Regions from separate parts of the Homo sapiens genome. Here region 1 is linked to region 2. A link is an interaction called in ENCODE POLR2A ChIA-PET data of the cell type or tissue named here. Cell type or tissue: PC-9. All regions are shown on one strand. Links, peaks and the distances in the headings refer to the core of each region. The heading gives the core; the rest is flanking DNA. Region 1 overlaps COBL (cordon-bleu WH2 repeat protein). Region 2 overlaps GRB10 (growth factor receptor bound protein 10).

Evidence for each region. ChIA-PET counts read pairs that join two places held together with the same protein. Peaks named below come from ENCODE experiments on the same cell type or tissue, not always from the same donor. Only the 100,000 strongest peaks of a DNase experiment are listed, where the experiment ranks them.
Region 1: POLR2A ChIA-PET joins it to region 2 with 6 read pairs; 2 of 35 experiments call an interaction of 5 or more read pairs at or near these places.

Annotation. Positions count from the first base shown.
Region 1 is chr7:51,205,012-51,209,407 of GRCh38, forward strand. The region is part of intron 2 of COBL (cordon-bleu WH2 repeat protein); the gene reads right to left. Among named protein-coding and RNA genes, the nearest start is that of COBL, 110 kb to the right of the region's middle. In PC-9, for the core only: no CTCF peak of the experiment used is centred there; no DNase peak of the experiment used is centred there.
Region 2 is chr7:50,731,180-50,735,575 of GRCh38, forward strand. GRB10 (growth factor receptor bound protein 10) reads right to left here. Exons shown (of 19, transcript NM_001350814.2): 4 at 1,093-1,189. The coding sequence starts at 1,143. Among named protein-coding and RNA genes, the nearest start is that of GRB10, 50 kb to the right of the region's middle. In PC-9, for the core only: no CTCF peak of the experiment used is centred there; a DNase peak (open chromatin) is centred at 2,632; H3K27ac peaks cover 1,249 bases.

The DNA.
Region 1 (4,396 bases), core at 182-4,181, 470 kb after region 2:
GAGACACAGATAAATGTAAAGCTGTCCTGTGTTCATGGATTAGAAGAATTAATATTGTTACAATTTCCATATCTCACAAAAAGATCTACAGATTCAATGCAATCCCTATCAAAATCCCATTGGCATTCTTTACAGAAACAGAGAAGAAACAATGCAAAAACTCATAAAGAACAACAAAAGATCTTGAATACTCAAAGATATCTTAAGAAAGAAGAACAAACCTGGAGGTATCAAACATCCTGACTTCAAAATATCTTACACAGCTATAGTGTACAAAACAGCATGGTACTTGCAGAAAATCAAACATGTAGACTAATGGAACAAAATAGAGAGCCCAAAAATAAATCCATGCATTAAGAGTCAGCAGATCTTTGCCAAGGATGCCAAGAAGTCACAATGGGGAAAGTACCATCTCTTCAATAAATAGTGCCAGGAAAACTGAATATCCATATGCAGAAAAATGAAATCTGACCCTTATCTCACTCTATACAGAAAAAAAAAAACTCAAAATAGATTATAAACACTTAAATATAAGATTTGAAGCCATAAAACTGTGAGAAGAAAACACAGGAAAAAGCTTCATGACATTGGTCTGGGCAGTTTTTTGTTTGTTTGTTTTTGTTTTTTGGTTTTTTGTTTTTTTTTTTTTTACAGATATGACACTAAAAGCATAGAGAGCAAAAGCAAAAATAGACAAATAGGACTGCATCAAGCTAAAAGGCTTCTTTCTGTCCAGCAAAGGAACAGTCAACAGAGAGAAGTGCAATCTATGGAATGGGAGAAAATACTTGACAGCCACATATCCAATTAAGGGGTTAATATCCAAAATAGATAAAGAACTCAAACAACTCAATAGCAAATAACTCCCTTAAAATGGGCCAAGGATCTGAATAGATATTTCTCAAAATAAGACATACAAATGGTCAACAGGTATACTGAACATCACCATCAGGAAAGTGCAATTCAAAACCACAATATCACCTCACACCTGTTAGAATGGCAATTTTATCAAAAAGACAAAAAATAGCAAGTGTTGGTGAGAATGTGGAGAAAAGGAAAACCTTGAACATTGCTGGCAGGAATGTAAATTGGTACAGCCATTATGGAAAACAGTCTGGTGGTTCTTCAAAAAATTAAAAATAGAATTACCATATAACCCACCAATCCCAGTTCTGGGTACATATTTCTAAAGAAAATGGGCCAGGCACGGTGGTTCACACCTGTAATCCTAGCACTTTGGGAGGCCAAGGTGGGTGGATCACCTGAGGTCAAGAGTTCAAGACCAGCCTGGCCAACAACACAAAACCCTATCTCCACTAAAAATACAAAAATTAGCCAGGCGTGGTGGCACATGCCTGTAATCCCAGCTACTCGGAAGGCTGAGGCAGGAGAATTGCTTGAACCCAGGAGGCAAAGATTGCACTGAGCCGAGATCGCGCCACTATATTCCAGCCTGGTTGACAGAGCGAGACTCTGTCTCAAAAAAAAAAAAAAAGAAAGAAAATGAAATCAGAATTTTTAAGAGATATCTGCACTCCCATATCTATTGCAGCGCTATTCGCAGTATCTATTGCAGCAGTATTCACAATAGCCAAGAAGTGGAAGTAACCTAAATGACTATCAATGGATGAATGGATAAAGAAAATGTGGTTACGTATATACAATGAAGTATTACACAGCCTTAAAAGAGAAGGAAATCCTGCCACGTGTGACAACATGGATGAAGCTGGAGGACACTACACTAAGTAAAAGCCAGACAGAAAGACAAACACACCACCTGATTCACTTATATGTGGAATCTAAAATAGTTGAACTCCCAGAAGCAGAGAACAGAAGAGTGGTTGCAGGGGCTGGGCAATAGGGAGGTGGTCAAAGACACACAGTTTCTGTTACGAAGGACAAGTAAGCTCTGGAGATCTGGTGTCTAATGTCCACCATGAGGACTGCAGCTGACAATACTGCACTGTATACTTGAAATGTGCTAAGAGAGTCAACCTTCAGTGTTCTCACTACACACACACACATACACACACAAGTCTGTAAAGTGAAGGATGTGTTAACTACTTTGTGGCTATTTCACAAATATATATGTATATCAACATCAAGTTATACACCTTCAGTATATACCATTTCTATCTGTCAATTACACTCCCAATAAAGCTGAAAATAAAACACAAGAAAAAAAAGAAAATCACTTTTCCCAATAGGTACTTGGTACAGCGGACATTTTTTTTTTTTTTTGGTTAAGGAAATGGAAGGAAACTGACATAAAAGTACACATTTAATTTAACAAGCGATTACAGATCACCTAGTGGGTACAATGTGTTACTAGGTCAATTGGAAGACTCTAAAATAAATAAAATTTTGTCTCTGAACTCAAAACATTTGCAGTCTCCCTCTCCCTCTCCCTCGCACTTGCCCCATGGTCTCCCTCTCCCTCTCTTTCCACGGTCTCCCTCTGATGCCGAGCCGAAGCAGGACGGTACTGCTGCCATCTCGGCTCACTGCAACCTCCCTGCCTGATTCTCCTGCCTCAGCCTGCCGAGTGCCTGCGATTGCAGGCAAGCGCCACCACACCTGACTGGTTTTCGTATTTTTTTGGTGGAGACGGGGTTTCACTGTGTTGGCCGGGCTGGTCTCCAGCTCCTAACCGCGAGTGATCCGCCAGCCTCGGCCTCCCGAGGTGCCGGGATTGCAGACGGAGTCTCGTTCACTCAGTGCTCAATGGTGCCCAGGCTGGAGTGCAGTGACGTGATCTCAGCTCGCTACAACCTCCACCTCCCAGCCGCCTGCCTTGGCCTCCCAAAGTGCCGAGATTGCAGCCTCTGCCCGGCCACCACCCCGTCTGGGAAGTGAGGAGCGTCTCTGCCTGGCCGCCCATCGTCTGGGATGTGAGGAGCCCCTCTGCCTGGCTGCCCAGTCTGGAAAGTGAGGAGCGTCTCTGCCTGGCCGCCATCCCATCTAGGAAGTGAGGAGAGCCTCTTCCCGGCCGCCATCCCATCTAGGAAGTGAGGAGCATCTCTGCCTGGCCGCCCATTGTCTGAGATGTGGGGAGCGCCTCTGCCCCGCCGCCCCGTCTGGAATGTGAGGAGCGCCTCTGCCCGGCCGTGACCCCGTCTGGGAGGTGAGGAGCGTCTCTGCCTGGCCGCCCCGTCTGAGAAGAGAGGAGACCCTCTGCCTGGCAACCGCCCCGTCTGAGAAGTGAGGAGCCCCTCCGCCCGGCAGCCGCCCCGTCTGAGAAGTGAGGAGCCCCTCCGCCCGGCAGCCACCCCGTCTGGGAAGTGAGGAGCGTCTCCGCCCGGCAGCCACCCCGTCCAGGAGGGAGGTAGGGGGTCAGCCCCCCGCCAGGCCAGCCGCCCCGTCTGGGAGGGAGGTGGGGGGGGTCAGCCCCCCGCCCGGCCAGCCGCCCCGTCCGGGAGGGAGGTGGGGGGGGTCAGCCCCCCGCCCGGCCAGCCACCCCATCCGGGAGGTGAGGGGCGCCTCTGCCCGGCTGCCCCTGCTGGGAAGTGAGGAGCCCCTCTGCCCGGCCACCACCCCATCTGGGAGGCGTGCCCAGCGGCTCATTGAGAACGGGCCATGATGACAGTGGCGGTTTTGTGCAATGGAAAGCGGGGAAAGGTGGGGAAAAGACTGAGAAATCGGATGGTTGCCGTGTCTGTGTAGAAAGAAGTAGACATGGGAGACTTTTCATTTTGTTCTGTACTAAGAAAAATTCTTCTGCCTTGGGATCCTATTGATCTGTGACCTTACCCCCAACCCTGTGCTCTCTGAAACATGTGCTGTGTCCACTCAGGGTTAAATGGATTAAGGGCGGTGCAAGATGTGCTTTGTTAAACAGATGCTTGAAGGCAGAGTCATCACCACTCCCTAATCTCAAGTACCCAGGGACACAAACACTGCAGAAGGCCGCAGGGTCCTCTGCCTAGGAAAACCAGAGACCTTTGTTCACTTGTTTATCTGCTGACCTTCCCTCCACTATTGTCCTATGACCCTGCCAAATCCCCCTCTGTGAGAAACACCCAAGAATGATCAATTAAAAAAAAAAAAAAAAAAAAAAAAAACATTTGCAAAGCCCTAGGTGCCTGATCAGCCAGAGGCACTCGTTCATTCCTCCGTGACCCTGAGCATGAGCTGCAGGGCCCTAACACTGAACCATAAACCCACAGGCAAACCCAATCCTACAAGAATCCCTAAAGTGCCCTCTTTCTCATGCCAATGCTACAAGAAAAGAGCATCAATAATGTTCTCATTGATACAAACAACGCTCAAAGCTATCTCCATGACAATATTTACCCTCATCCACTCTCCAGGAAGTGATTAAGGAAGAGCAGGTGCCAGTAAGGAAGATACTAGACACCCCTGGGAAGTGGGTGCTGGTGGCAGTGGGAGCACCTGG
Region 2 (4,396 bases), core at 250-4,249:
TTCGCTAAGGTTTTAATCCTCTTTTCTGGCTTGTAACCAATTTTGGCTTTGTGTCACATTCGACGATTAGAATGAACGGTATTCCTAATCTTCAGCCTTTCTTCGAAGGCTTGCTTCACTTAGATACCAAAAAAAAAAAAAAAATGTTCAAAGGCATCTTTTTGCAGCCATAATGCTGTAGGCAATTTCTCATCACAGTAGCTAAAAAGAGACTTCACAGACTAAGAGAGAAAATAAGTTCAAAGAAGTGCAAAAAGCTGACCACAGCCTGAACATATAAAAGGACTTCCAAACCTAGGACTGCTCCAGCCGAAAAGTCACAGGCCTGGGAGAGATGGTGTAAGTACTTCCAATGACAAATCACGAGTAAGGATGAACCAGGATTCGCGAATCAAATCTAAAGAACCAAAGACCATCCCCTAACAATGAATCTGTCTACACCAAGTGAAAGTTCAAATAAAATCTGTTTCAGAAGATGAAGGGAACTTGCAGATGAAACTGTTCTAGCAGCCCATGAAGAAGAGCTAGAGAAAGTGAAGGAACAGAAATGAACTTGTTCTCCCACAAAATTCCACCTAGGGCTCTCAGGAAAGGAAAGAGCCAATCTGTGGAGAGGACTCCCTCTAGAACATCTGTTAAGACACCAAGCCCTTTCTCCTTCCCACTCCCTCACGCGTGAGCACATGTGTCCAGGTGAATGTCCCGACAACCACCATCACTGCAGAACCCGTCATCAGGAGTGTCTGGCCCGACCCAGAAGGTGAAAAACACAGTGAGTGCTTGCTTCATTCCAAACACGGAAGCCCGGCTCTCAGGGGGCAACTCTGTACTACAACCAAACTCTTTTAGAAAAGTACGCACAGTCAAACGGGAATATGACCACGCTATCTTACAAGGCAAAGCAAGACACAGAAGACCGAGGCAGAAAGGGCAGTGGGCCTCTGCACCATGGGACTTGTCACCAGCCCCTGCTCCAGCGTGTCCTAGTGACCTGAGAGCTACAGAAACGATCCATGGCTGCTGGCGACATGTGTGCCCTGGCCCTCGACCAGCACCATCGGGCCAGGATCAGATATATGTGCTCGCCCATACCTGGTAGTACGGATGGTGCAAAAAGGAATCTGGGCAGCCGGCTAAAGCCATGGGTTCCTTCTGCCTTCTTCAAATTACATTTACTGCGCTGCAGCACCTGGAATAAAGACAGACTGTGAGAAGCCAAGCCAGAAAAAAAAAAAAAAATCCACTACTTATGGCTGGTTCAAGTGTGACATGTCTGAATGGGCAGCTCTTGGTCTTAGCTTGTAGGTTCAGTAAGGACACTTGCTCGGGGCACCAGCTTTTTGCTGACATGCAGAGATGGTCCCCAACTATGGTGCCCTGAGAGGTCATCTGTGAGGTCAAAAGTCTGTGGGGTAGAAGGGTGCCCAGAGTGGTGAGGGTGACATCAGACCCTCTAAATTTAACTCACACATTCCCAGCACTCTCCTGCACTGCCTCACCCTTCTTCCCTATACCATCTATTAACACCCTGCAAACTTCATCAAGCTTTCGCAAATAGGGATTCAGACAAATTCCAAAGAAGCCCAGAAGGGGTTGTGTGTGTGTGTTTGGGGACAGGACCACAGAACATCATTTGAGTGAACACTAGCTCCACAAGCCATAGAACAAATCGGAATTCTCAGTGGACATCCAACCTGACAAACTCATTACATACTCTCCCCTGTGGGCCACGGCACCTAGTACCGAATAAAATGAGGGATATTAATTCTAACAATCAGAATAACAACAACAAAAATCAAGACAAGACCCTGTTATGGGATGAACTGTATCCTCCCAAAGTTCCTAAGCTGCAGCCCTAACTCCTAGTACCTCAGAATGTGACTGTATTTGGAAGGAGGGTCTTTAAACACGTCACTAAGTTAAAATGAGATGATGAGGGTGGGCCCTAATCCAATACAAGCGGTGTTTTTGTAAGAAGAGAATATTAGAACACAGACTTGTACAGAGAGAAGACCATGTCAGGACACCTTGAGAAAATGAACATCTGCAAGCCAAGGAGAGAGGCCTCAGGAGAAACCAAATCGGCCGATACCTTTGATCATGGACTTCCAATATCCAGACTGCGGGAAATGGATTTCTGCTATTTAAGTCCCCTCGCCCCCTCCCCAGTCTGTGGCACTTTGTTATGACAGCCTTACTAAACTAACACAGACCCAAAATATAAAATCACTAGGGAATTCTCATCACAGCTAAAAGGAACAGAAGCATCCCAGATCTGTAAAATTTACTACCAACCATGTTTTCTGCAAGAGTTTCTCTAGAATCCCTCAAATCACCAAAGAACGCCCCAGAACACTTTGCTGGGGCTGAAAGGAAGCAGTCAATAGCAGTGGAAGTACTGGCACAATGAAGGGAGCAGGTCCATGACCTGGCTCAGACGTCCCCAACCTACTCAGTGAGAACTGTGCCCGCATCCACCCTTCACCTCTGCCATGATCAGCAGCCCCAAGGCCTCAGCCTTCTCCGGCTCACAGTCAGCCTGTCCTCGGGGTAGCTGGTGTTACACGTCAACAGTCCAGGCTCTAATTCCCAGTCACTTAGTCAAACACCAGTCTGGCTATTGCCATGAAGGTATTCTGTAGGTGTGGTTAATGTCTACAGTTACTTGGCTTAAAGGAAATGACCCTTAACAGAGGCATTACCCAATCCACAGAAGGCCTTGAGAGCAAACACTGAGATTTCCTAGAGAAACAAGAATTTAGCTTAAGACTGTAGCAAACTCCTGCTTGAGTTTCCAGCCTGCCTGCTCTGCAGATTTCAAACTTGCAAGTTCCTTAAAATAAATCTTTATATATTGAATACATATGAATATAAATATTTATATATTTAAACATATATTTATTTATTTTCATACACATATCGGTTTGGGTTCACTGGACAGGCCGTCACCCCTAGCCGTTGAGGTGGATCAGTGCCCCAAATCATTTGCTGCCAGATCGCAGGACCATGCCTGGATGTCTCCTGCGGGCAGCCAGGCGGCCTCTGCCTTCCACACCAGCAAACACACTCTTGTGCGACTCCTCACTCTCTACCTCACCCCACCACCTCCCATGTCCTAGCCCCATCTCTAAACACTCTTTCTGCCTTCTCCCCTAACTGCAAGGACCTGTTTCTCTCCCCTTCGCCCACATCTCTGAGGGCCTGGGAGAGGAAGGAGTGTCCTCTTGGCCACCTTGCCCGCTGGGTGACAGTTCTGCCACATCCCACCAGGCTGCCCACACCCCCCACGCACGCCGCACGCCTCCCTGCTGTGGTCATCTCCCAGTCTCCCAGCTCATCCGTGGAGACTCACTGGCCCTCACTAATATGCCTTCTGGAATTCCTGGATGTGTTTGACATATAGAAATATGTTCTTATTTTCTCCCTGAAGTTTCAAACTTAATGTGTGTTAAGACTGTCAAAAATATCACTTAATATGCCAATTTTATTACCTAAATATCACCTTTGAAAGTATTTGCCAAAGGAGATGGCTTCTCCGCCAGGAAAATGTGTGTCCCATAAGCCCAGTGGAACAGTTTCCTTGGGACAAGTAAACTATAGTTAGATACAGTAAGAGGGCTGGGCTATCTCTGGTCTCTAATAAAATGTAACCAATCCACAGCTAACATCATGCTTAATGGTGAAAGATGAAAAGCTTCTCCCCTGAGATCAGGAACAAGACAAAGACGCCAACTTTCACCACTTCTATTCAACATAGTATTGGAAGTCCTCGCCAGAGCACTGAGACAAGAAAAAGAAATAAAAGGGATCCAAATTGGAAAGGAGGAACTAAAATCATCAAGGTTCAGAGATGACATATGACATAATCTTATATGTAAAAACCCTAAAGATTCCATAATAAAAAACTATCAGAGCTAGTAAATGAGTTCAGCAAAGGTACAGGATACAAAGTGAACACGCAAAAACCATTTGTGTTTATAAATTAAGAACAATCCAATAGATAATTAAGAAAACAATTCCATTTACAATAGCATCAAAAATAACAAAATACTTAGAAATACATGTAATCAAAGAGGTGAACTACTTGTACACTGAAAACTAAAACATTGCTAAAAGAATAAAGACATAAATAAACGGTAAGACATGCTGTGTTGGAGGAACTAATATTGTTAAGATGAAATACTACCTAAAGCAATCTACAAATTCAATGCAGTCCCTATCAATATCCTAATGATATTTTTTTTTGCAGAAACAGAGCTGAGGGTGTGTGAAGGGCTGATCTTGTGAAGTTCTGTGAGCAAGCTGGCTAAGATTGAAAGGGGATGATTTAGGTTTTTCTGTAGGTTGAACATGAAAATGAAAGCACACTGATGCAGGGCCAGAATGTGGGCCCATG